Linked DNA regions of Mus musculus: region 1 is linked to region 2. Evidence: chromatin loops called from intact Hi-C (ENCODE). Cell type or tissue: gastrocnemius. All regions are shown on one strand. Each heading gives the region's core, and the rest is flanking DNA. Links, peaks and the distances in the headings are about the cores only.

What was found. A loop is a pair of places that touch in the nucleus more often than their neighbours do. Peaks named below come from ENCODE experiments on the same cell type or tissue, not always from the same donor. Only the 100,000 strongest peaks of a DNase experiment are listed, where the experiment ranks them.
Region 1: it touches region 2 in a loop (2.1-fold over the local background); 5 of 42 quality-filtered maps call a loop at or near these places.

Annotation. Positions count from the first base shown.
Region 1 is chr12:110,803,263-110,808,635 of GRCm38, reverse strand. Mok (MOK protein kinase) reads left to right here. Exons shown (of 12, transcript NM_011973.2): 11 at 231-431; 12 at 515-838. The coding sequence ends at 595. It also overlaps a transcript of Wdr20 not described here. Among named protein-coding and RNA genes, the nearest start is that of Mok, 35 kb to the left of the region's middle. In gastrocnemius, for the core only: a CTCF peak has its summit at 2,137 (motif pointing right); DNase peaks (open chromatin) are centred at 669, 2,141 and 4,210.
Region 2 is chr12:110,734,412-110,739,784 of GRCm38, reverse strand. Wdr20 (WD repeat domain 20) reads right to left here and starts at 1,785. Exons shown (of 3, transcript NM_027149.4): 1 at 1,508-1,785. The coding sequence starts at 1,756. In gastrocnemius, for the core only: no CTCF peak of the experiment used is centred there; DNase peaks (open chromatin) are centred at 1,856 and 2,823; H3K4me3 peaks cover 2,508 bases; H3K27ac peaks cover 1,756 bases.

The sequences.
Region 1 (5,373 bases), core at 91-5,090, 69 kb before region 2:
TCAGGTTGGCCGGAGCTCGGCTGTAAAGCTCCATTGAGGGCGTGCTTGGTAGGGTCTGTACAATACAAGAGGCTTCATGGGAGGCCTGCTTTTGTTTGTGGGTTGTGGGGAGCCGCCACCACATTCAGGGCTGTCTGTGCACCACAGTCTCACCCAAGTTTATCAGGCCAAAGAGCTTCCTTTGCTTGACCTGATTTCTGACGGGCAACTGATCAGTGTTCTGTTTCAAGAAACAGTCCCTGCGGCACGAGGAGGGCCATGCCAGACGACAGGGGCCGACCAGCTTGATGGAGCTTCCCAAACTGAGGCTGTCGGGAATGACCAAACTGTCATCATGTTCCAGCCCTGCACTGCGGTCAGTGCTGGGCACTGGAGCAAATGGAAAAGTCCCTGTGCTGAGACCCCTGAAGTGTGCTGCTGTGAACAAGAAGGTAGTACGTCTCTAGCTTCTCTGTGGGGCTGCTCTCAGTCTGGCCTTGGCCTCCACTCAGTGTCTGTGGTTCTTCTTCACCAGACAGACACGCAGAAGGACATCAAACCTCACCTGAAACACTATCACCTGCCCACGATCAACAGGAAAGGGGGCGAATACTGAACGGCCCGCCACCCAGTCGTCCTCTTGGAGAGCAAGGGCTGGCACCATGGCAGGCGTAGGCCTCTGCGGCTGAGAGTGGATGGGCCAGAGGCTGCCCCATGCTGGTGCTCCTCGCACTGCGTGGTGGCCAGGACATGCTGCCTTGCAGCCTGTCTCTCTCCACAAGCTGGAGCCTTGCGTGTTTGCAGCTCCAGAGCGGCTGCACTGAATGTTTCCGTTTAATATATTTGTAAAACCACCTTATGCAAGGGTTTGTTTCATTTTCTTAATGTAAGGATCTGAGGTGACTTTCTATGAAAGAACAGATATGATGGGGCATGGCAGCTAGCTCGTGCCTGTAATTCTAGCACTCAGGAGGCAGAGGAGGAGGAGGCCTGGGCTATACAGTGAGTATCCCTGCCTCAAAAAGAGAAATAAAAGATAGACCAAAATCTGTGATGAGGGACGTAGGCTTAGTTGAGAGGCGGTTGTGCATGTTGTACCTCAGTGTTTCCTGACAGGACTGGCAGGTATTGTAGGTGTTGTGACTGTGGTACCTCCTAGGAATGCTGTTGGAGACAGAATCCCACTGAATAAGGCACTGTCACAGTGTCTCATCCAAACATTCTTCACTTAGATATGTTGAGCCACACCTTTGTGTTTGCTTTCCTGAGCTGCAGATGGGCAGGCTGATCTCCGAGTGCCAGCTTCAAGTGGCCACATTGTCTTGGCTGCCAATGCCTAGGCTCCTTTAGGGATGTCCACCAAGTTGACTGGATTGCCAGTGTTGCTTGGAGCAAGTAGGAAAGTTGGGGCACCTTGTGCCCTGGAAAAAGACACTGGGCTAGGGAGATAGTGTGCAGGTAAGATGCTTGCTGCATCTGAGGACCTGAATCAGGTTCCATAGAGTCCGTGTAACATCCCTATAACCCCATCACTGGGGAAGGGAACAGTACAGAATGGGAAAGACAGGAGGGTCTCTGGGGGCTTTCTGGCCCCTAAAGCGTGCTGAACCAAAACCCAGCAAGCTCCAGATTCAGTGAGATTATCCCGTGGGAATCAATGACTCAGAAAACAGTTAATGGCACACTAGGTGTCCTCCTGGGACTCCTGCACATGCGCATGGGTGCACTCTAGCACACAGTGTGTGTTCTCCTCCTGCCTGTTTTACTACAGGGAAGGGATGGAAACACTATAAAAACAGCACTGAGTGGACTCAGGGCAAAAGCAGCCATCAGACAGCTGGACTTGAGCACAAGATCCCCCTAAGCTCCTTAGGGCTTGTTTTTGCTTTTGCCATGTGGAATCCGGGGCCCCATGCACTCTGGGTAAGCAGTCTTAGCAGTAGCCTAGCCTCTGCTCAGTCCTGGGGAACAAAGGAATTGAGTATGCTTTTTTTCTTTTCTATCTTTTCAAATTTATACCATTTAAAAAGCAAAACTTCACAGGGAAGTATTGAGTCTCAATCTGATCCCTTCCTTAAGGACTCTACTGACCCAAGCTTCAGGCCACCAGGCAGGTGGGGGGGTTGGGGCAGTGACACCACAGGACAATGTGGGACAGCAGAGGGCAGTATGGGCGTGGAACATTGTGGGTATGGGTGTCCAGCACAGGCAGGCTTGAGACTGGAGATGGGGCTTAGAATGGGCAGAGCCAGGGCCTGGAGGGTCTCTTCTACATTTATGTGACAGTCTTGTGTACCCTGGCATGGAGGAGAGTGTCTGCAGAGAAGGGCTGTCCTGCCTTTGCTGTTGGTTTTAGGAGTCTCAGTCCAGTAGTATTAACCAGGCTCACAGGCAGGCCAGCACAGAAAGGGCCCAACGATGAGAGCTAGCAGAGCAGGCCTGACAGAACGGCCCAAAGGAGGACCTGCGTGGCTGGCAAGCTGGACTGAGCCTGGGGACAGGGTTAGGGTACCTGCCCCTGGAAAGGCTGCTGCAAGGATCTGAGAGGAAAGCAAGCCTCTCGGCTTTCTCGGCCTCCTGTGCGTCTGGCACACCTGCCCAGCACAGCAGCTTCTGTGAATCGTCACCATAGCATTCTGAATGGAAAGGCCAACAAGCCTCACCATTCTCTGACGTGTATCTAACATGACTGTAGACACTAGGGTGCAGCATTCCCTCTACCTCAGACTTCAGAGTGGCATCTGTCATCTCTTACAGTACCAGGTAAGTGAGCTGTTGTTACTTCCTATGGCTCCAGGACCTGCTGTATGCTGGGTGTCCCTGGTGTTAGGGCAGCTATAGAACCATATGGAAGACATCTTAGACCTCGGGGCTAGGGACTAATCTTAGAAACAGAGCCAGAAGATTGTTACAGGCACAGAGTCATCTAAGGTAAACTGGGACACATCTGGTCAAACACAGACCTGTGACACAGACTGGTGGAGGTTGGCCCCGAGTTGTCAGCAAGAGCCGTGGGGTACAACTGAGCATCTCGTCAAATGGGGCTCAAGTTTCCCACAAATACTTGCTGCCCTGGTGTCCACCTGGTGTCCTCCTGTCACTTCCTATAGATGGGGGCATCGAGGAGGGAGCCACTCTGGGAGGTCACCAGGCTCTGTGCTGCAGGCTTGGGTTTCGAGGGCAGTTCCTAATCACTTTCTTGTGGGTGTTTTGGACTCATAGGGCTGAGTTTCTCTGTGTGATAGATCAGTGTTCCAAGATGACAGGAACACCAAACTGTAAAATGTGCCAACACTTTCTTCTAATATGATCTGAGCATGTGATTCATAAATTGTACTTACATAGTGAGCAGGCTCAATGCCACCGACCCTCATGACCTACCTTGATCACCAGAACCTGCATGGTAGGAAAGGAGGAAAGAGCTCCCTCGAGTGTTCTAACTCCCTACGCAGTGTGCCTCTTGAATGAGGCACGGTGGTGTATGCCTGAAATCCACGCACTGAGACTTGGATGGCCGAGGGAGCATGACTGCTTTCATTTTGAAGTAATCTAAGCTACACTGTGAGTTCCAGGCTAGCCAAGGCCTGTCAAAACAGAACACAACAGAACAAACAGGAAAGAAGAAAGTGAGTCTTGGCGTCCTATGCTGCACCTTCCCAAGATGGAGGCAGGGCTAGGGGCCTTGCAGGCAGCAGCAGAAGGAAGCGGCTTCCCCAGCCTGGGAGCCAGGAACCTACGGTGAATGAAGACAAACTTGGGCTTTGCTTTGTGAACTGTGCAGTAGCATCATCCTGTGGCAAATTCATCCGGCCTAGCTAGAGCCCACACTCCTTCCTTCCACGGCCCCAGTTTAATGGGCTCATTTGGAGAAATGTTTTGATACCTTGTGGCTTACTCTCACCCACATAAAGCCTACATGGAACCCGCTGTGTATGATTCTTTAAAAGCTGTGGAAGCCCCCCCCCCCCCCAGCTTGGAAACCCGGGCATTGTCTCTATCACCGGCAGCAGCTCCAGGTGAGCGAGGAATTCAACCAGAGCAGGCAGACACATGCCAGCAGATGCCAACCCTCCGGAAGCCCCATGTGACTGATGTCCGAGCTAACTCTGTTCTGTGCTGCGGCAGAGGCTGTGGAAACGCACAGTATGTGGTTTCAGCTTTCAAGGACAGCAGGGGGACTCTAAGCCATGAGAAAAGGTCATGTGCCTACACCAAAGTCCCCATGCCGGGCAGCCCCATAGTGTGTGGACTTGGCCCAGAGCCAAGACTTCTCCGACAAGACGCGTTTTTAACAGACTGACAGGAGGATCAAGGACTGTGATACACAAAAAAATGAAGTACTTCAATACCAACCAAGAAATGAGGCCAAAACAAAAAGATCTATACAATTTAAGTTTAAAAAAGGATAAACAAATAGTATATTCAAGATAATTTTAATATTAATGTTTTTGTGAATTAGAAATATCACTCTTAAATGATGAAAATTACTAGTGGGAGTGACTATTTACCCCCATTTCAGAATTACATTATTTACACATATAATACAGACTTGATTGCATCGGAAACAACAGTACTAAAATAAATGTTAACAGATAAAAAGGGCATCTCCTCTCGTATCGTGAGGCCGGGAGCCCGTTACCCCATAGTCAAAGTCATTTCTATTAGCATTAAACTATTTAAGTGCAAACAATGTTTTAAGTCTATGATTGCAGCATCTGTCTGTCTGCAGCACGTGTTTAAGTTGGAGGTGACAGCTGTCTCCATGAGTGCATCCCAGGCTGTCTAATGACCACCTAACGTATAACACACATCAGTGCAAAACCAGAGCCAAGTGCTATTTAGAACAGCTTGATTTAAGGTTTCTGTTCAAGAAACATTTTACTTTACACTATGTATATATGTGTGTGTATATATATATATATATATATATATATATATATATATATATATATGGATTTAGTTACATTGAATTTTAGAGTAAAAAGCAAGAAAACTCCATTTCTCAGTTTTTACTGCAGCCCCAACAGACTGACTTAAAAATGGAAACAACTCTTTGGGTTTAGCAGCTCCACACAGCCCTGCAGGCCGCTGCTGCCTGCCGCCTGCCTGTGGCTCCAGCGCAGCTCATGGCTCCGTTGTCGTCTGTCACTCCCTCGGTCCACGCGTGTCCGGGGAGCCTGGGAGCAGCAGTGCACCTGCTACACTACAGTCCCACCTGGAGAAGTGGCCTGGTTTGGGGATGACAACAAGCCCTGTGAACAAAGCAGTTTCCATTATTCCAGCAAGACACAGGGCAGTGCAGAGAGCCCTGGAGCTCACCCTTGCCAGCCAGCATCCTTTCCAAGGGCTGGAAGCCAGGCTTTAACACACTCTCTGTTCACCTAGCTAATTCTC
Region 2 (5,373 bases), core at 178-5,177:
TCCTCTCAATGCTTGCTTTAACTCTAATTTACATCTCCTGAGTGTGTCAGGACTCTAATGGCCATCACAGCTATTACGAATTATAACATGTGCACTGCAGCCTCCCTTTTTAAAGAAGTGCAAAGGAAAGTTTCCCAGGTATCCAAGGTCAGCCAGCAGTGAGTCAGTAACAGGGTTGGGAACTGCACTAAAACTTCAGTTCCTACTCTTCAAACCACTGGATACTTTCCCAACCCCGAGAGAGGAGAGTCAACCAGCTATTTCCAAACGCTTCGGGAGTTCACTGACAAGAATAAAGACAAGTCAGAAGATTCACCTTGGACCAAAGAAACAAGCTTACGTTTGCACACCATCATTCCTTCCCTTGTCCTCCTAACCGTACAGTGCAACATAAACAGCAGCTGACTTTGGATATAGCCATCCCTGGGAACACGTCCTCTTCAATATGGACAACGTACTTTCCCACTAACTGAACATTTATAAGTGAATCTTCCATCACCTTGTCACATTCCGTTGGAGGTGCTATGGAGTGCATACATTTCCTTACTCTCTCAATGGTCAAAAGTTAAAATAAGCAATTCTTGCCAGTGACCAAAAAATAAAAAAATAAAATAAAATAAAAGCGCCAATAAATTGCTGCTTTTAACGAGACATTTTAAAACTCGATTGCATGCGTCACAGAATTACTGTTAAGTTCTTGGCTGGTTACTTTAAAGTAGCATTTAAGGCCTATCCCTCCCTGTTTGGGACATAGCCTGACTCGTTAGACAAGATAAATCTAGGCACGCTCACACACAACACCTCTGAAGCAACTTAGCCTATTTGAAAACATAATTCCAACCTCCCTAGTCTTGAGTACTCAGCCCTCTTACACTGCAAGGGACAGAATGACCCTCTTCAAAAACCTTTCGGGAGACGGTTCCCTCCGCGGAGACAATGACAGGCGACCTCCCGGAAAGGTTTTTGGAAACAGTGCTGACACCAGGAGAAGTGTCAGTGCGGCAGCAGGTGGAGTAGCCCTGCGTGCCGAGCAGGTCCTTTCTGACCTAGTCTCCAAGTCCTCCGCCTCCCTGTCCCGGTTCCGCCTTACGGACCTTTCCAAGCCGCCTCGCGTCCCGGTTCTCTCACCCAGGGCAGGACTCTCGAGCCTCCCGGGAAGCGAGGCCACCTAAAACGGCCGCCGCACCTCTTCCGGGGACTCGCAGGCCCGCTCCCGGGCGGGATCGGAACCTGACAGACCCCGCCGGGGGAGGAGGCGACCGGCTACTCCCGGGGCATCTCCGCGACCCGGCTCCAGAGCCCCCTCCTCCCCTAGGAGGCAGCGCTGCCGCCGGCGCCTCACTCCCGAAGCCCCCTCTCCTCCGGAGCACCTCAGCGGAGTTACCGGCCCACTCAAAAGTACAAGTGCCGGCCGCCCCCACCGGTCACCCCGGCCTCGCTGTCACCGCCCAGCTCCCGGCCTCGGCCCGCGCCGCCGGCGCGCCCCCGGTGACGCCCGGGTCGGTACCTTGCGGACCCCCTTGTAGATATAGAAGTAGAGCTCCCGGCCCACATTGAAGCAGAGGCGGTCGCCGTTGCCAGACTGGTCGTTGAGGTTTACGAAGGAGACGCGGACAGGGTTGGATCCCTGCGAGTTGAAGGGCACCCGGTTGGGCCGGCTGTACTCCGAGTGCTGCAGCAGCTTGTACAGACCTTCCCGGGTGGTGAATTGGGTCTTAATCTCGTTCATCTCCTTCCCTCCTCCCTCCGTCGCCATCTTGGAAAGCAGCGTTCATCCTGCCCTAAGTGCCCGGATCACGCCCACCGCGCAGGCGCCGTCCTCGGCCGCTCGCTTTCTCCACTCCCCACCCCCTTCTCCGCGGCCCCGCCCACTGGCGAGCCAGCCCCCACGAAGGCGGGCCGAAGCGAAGGGGGCGGGCTAGTTTTTAATGGTCCAACTGCGCACGCGCGCTCACCTGGCGCGCTCCACCCGGAGGGGCGTGCGCAAGCTCCTCCCCTGGGTGCCGCCCTCCTGGTGCGGGTCGAAGCGAGCGCGCTGAGCGTTGGTGCGGGGCTCCTGTCTCGCTCTGCAGCTTCGCTGAGGGACCCGATCCCTAAGAGACGCCACCGCGTTGGCCTTGGCCAGCTGGTGGTCCCGGCAGAGCCTGAGGCGAGCAGTGAAGTCCGGTGTTTGGACGTGTATGTCCCAGCTGTCCGCGATCCTCCCTGGGAAGCTAGGGAGGACTCCGACGGTCCGCTTGGGTGCGGGGTACCGATGCCTGGTGACAAGCCCCTCTACGTCTCACAGAAGATATCGATGGATTGGGCTTTATTACAGCTCAGGGTTTGGTTTGGTTTGGTTTGGTTGGGTTGGGTTGGGTTTTGTAGGCGGGGTGGGAAGAACCGCATGAATGTACAGGACTTGTGTTTTCAAGTCTCACCTGAAACCTTCCTGGTGAGCATTGGCTTGTTCTTGAGAAAGTAGGTTCTGTCGGAACTTCTGTCTCCTGTGCCTCTTAATAAAGGTTAAGCTAATTGATTTTCTTAAAGCCTCAAACGGAACCTGAAGTTGTTTGCCAGGAGAACCATCGAGTTGTGCTGAATATCCTGTACAAAGTATTAGGTGAAGGCAAGCGCACACATTAAAGTAGGACCTAACAGTCACCATTTGATGCTTCGATTTCTGGGTGTGTGCACTGGAATACAAAGGCTTCTAAAGTGATAAACGTTAAAATAGAATTCTAGAGCGGAGAAAATGTTACACGAAGAATGACCTATCCCTGAGAAATCCTGTCTGTAGAGCGAGCCCAGTACACTGTGGGCACCTGTGCTTCCAGACAGAAGGAATGCCTGAGCCCGGAGCTGGGAGGCTGCTACCCGAGCCCACAGACCGAGACTCCAACCTCACAAAAATTAATTGTACACAAGGGGGAGTGTTCTAAAGAAGTATAAATCATAGCCATTTTATGTAGTGGGAAGCAAGTACAGACACAGTAGAAACTGTGCCAGTGATGTAATAAGGCATTTGACTAACATCCTGTAGAACTGGCAAAAGAAAAAAAAAAAAGCACTACAGTAAATCCTTTTTTTGTTGTTTTTGTTTTTGATACTGTATTTCACTAAATAGCCCTGGCTGTCCTGGAACTCAACCAGAGATTAGGCTCCAACTCAGAAATCCATCTGTCTTTAACTACCAAGTGCTGGGCTTAATGGCATGAACCACACACCCAGCTTTAAAATCCTTTTTTTTTTTTTTTTTTGGTGGTTTTTTTTTTTTTCTTTTGGTGTTTTTTTGAGTTCTGGATCAAAGGCATGTGCCACCATCACCTGACTTTAAAAGTCTTCTTAATACATCCCTAGAATGCACTTTAAATTTCATTTTGTTGTTATTTGTCTTTTCCTATGAATGCAAATTTGTCTTTTCCATAAAATGCAAATATGGATCACAACTCTTAAAAATACTAGGGGGTGTTCAGTGGATAATCCCAAGCTCCCATAGCTATGCTATTTTGTACCAAAAACATGTTTATAATGGTCATCTTGAAGGATAAATAACAGCCTGAATTATCTAAAAAGAATTCAGTTTGAATTTCTAGTTAATGGGGGAAAATATACTTTGGGAGGGGACACCTCAGCCAGCAAAAACTGAAAAAAAAGTATATTGACCTTCAACCATAATATTAAATTTCCCATGAGACCAATATACTACTGAGTATGATGACATATGCTTTAATTTCAGCATTTAGGAGGGCGAGACAGATAGACATTAAGGCTGTCCTGAGTACTACACAGCCCACAAAGGGCCACATACTGAAACTTTGTCTTAAAAAAGTAAAAGACCACTATGCCTTAAGATTTACACTGGGAGCTGGAGAGATGGCTCAGCAGTTAAGAGCACTGGCTGCTCTACCAGAGGTCCTGAATTCAATTCCCAGCAACCACATGGTGGCTCACAACCATCTGTAATGGGATCTGATGCCCTCTTCTGGTGTGTCTGAAGACAGCGACAGTGTACTCATATACATACAGACATACATACATCATATATAAATATTCTTTTGTTTGGTTGGTTGGTTTTTCAAGACAGGGTTTCTCTGTGTAGCCCAGGTTAGCCTCGAACTCAGAAATCTGCCTGCTTCTGCCTCCTGAGTGCTAGGATTAAAGGTGTGTACCACCATGCCCGGCTACATACATAAATATTCTTAAAAAATATTTATATTAGAGTTTGTTTGTTCCTGTACAAACTGAACATTTTGCTTTGCCAGACATGGTAGCATCCTCCTGGGATGCTGTCATTCCTACAGACTGAGAAAGGAGGATGGAGGACCCAAAGCCAGCCAAGCATCACACCTGTGATAGCAGTGCTCGGGAGGTGGGAGCCGAAGGATGGAGTCAGGAGTTCAAAACCATCCTCAGTCATGTGTGATGGTTGCACATACTTGGCCCAGGGAGTGGCACTGTTAGGCGGGGTGGCCCTGTTGGAGTAGGTGTGTCACTGTGAGTGTGAGCTTTAAGACCCTCATCCTAGTCGCCTGGAAGCCAGTCTTCTGCTAGCAGCCTTCAGATGAAGATGTAGAACTCTCAGCTCCTCCTGCACCATACCTGCCTGGATGCTGCCATGCTCCTGCCTTGATGATAATGGACTGAACCTCTGAACCTGTAAACCGGCCCCAATTTAATGTTGTCCCTATAAGAGTTGCCTTGGTCATGGTGTCTCTTCACAGCAGTAAAACCCTAAGACCTATAGTCACTTGAGAAACCAGCCTGGCCAGCCTGGGTGTACTGGCTGGTTATGTGTTTCAGCTTGACACAGGATGGAGTTATCACAGAGAAAGGAGCTTCAGTTGGGGAAATGCATCCATGAGACCCAGCTGTGGGGCATTTTCCCAATTAGTGATCAAGTGGGGAGGGCCCCTTGTAGGTGGTACCATCCCTGAGCTGATAGTATTGGGTTCTATAAGAAAGCAAGCTGAGCCTTTAATCCCAGCACTTGGGAGGCAGAGGCAGGTGAATTTCTGAGTGCAAGGCCAGCCTGGTCTGCAGAATGAGTTCCAGGACAGCCAGAGCTACACAGAGAAACTCTGTCTCAAAAAGAGAGAGAGAGAGAGAGAGAGGGAGAGAGAGAGAGAGAGAGAGAGAGAGAGAGAAGGAAGGAAGGAAAGGAAGGAAGGAAAGAAAGGAAAGAAAGGAAGGAAGGAAAGGAAAGAAAGGAAGGAAGAAAGAAAGAAAGAAGAAAAGAAAGAAGAAAAGAAAGAAAGAAGAAAAAGAAAGAAAGAAAGAAAGAAAGAAGAAAAGAAAGAAGAAAAGAAAGAAAGAAGAAAAAGAAAGAAAGAAAGAAAGAAAGAAAGAAAGAAAAAAAGAAAGAAAGAAAGCAAGCTGAGCAAGCCAGGGGAA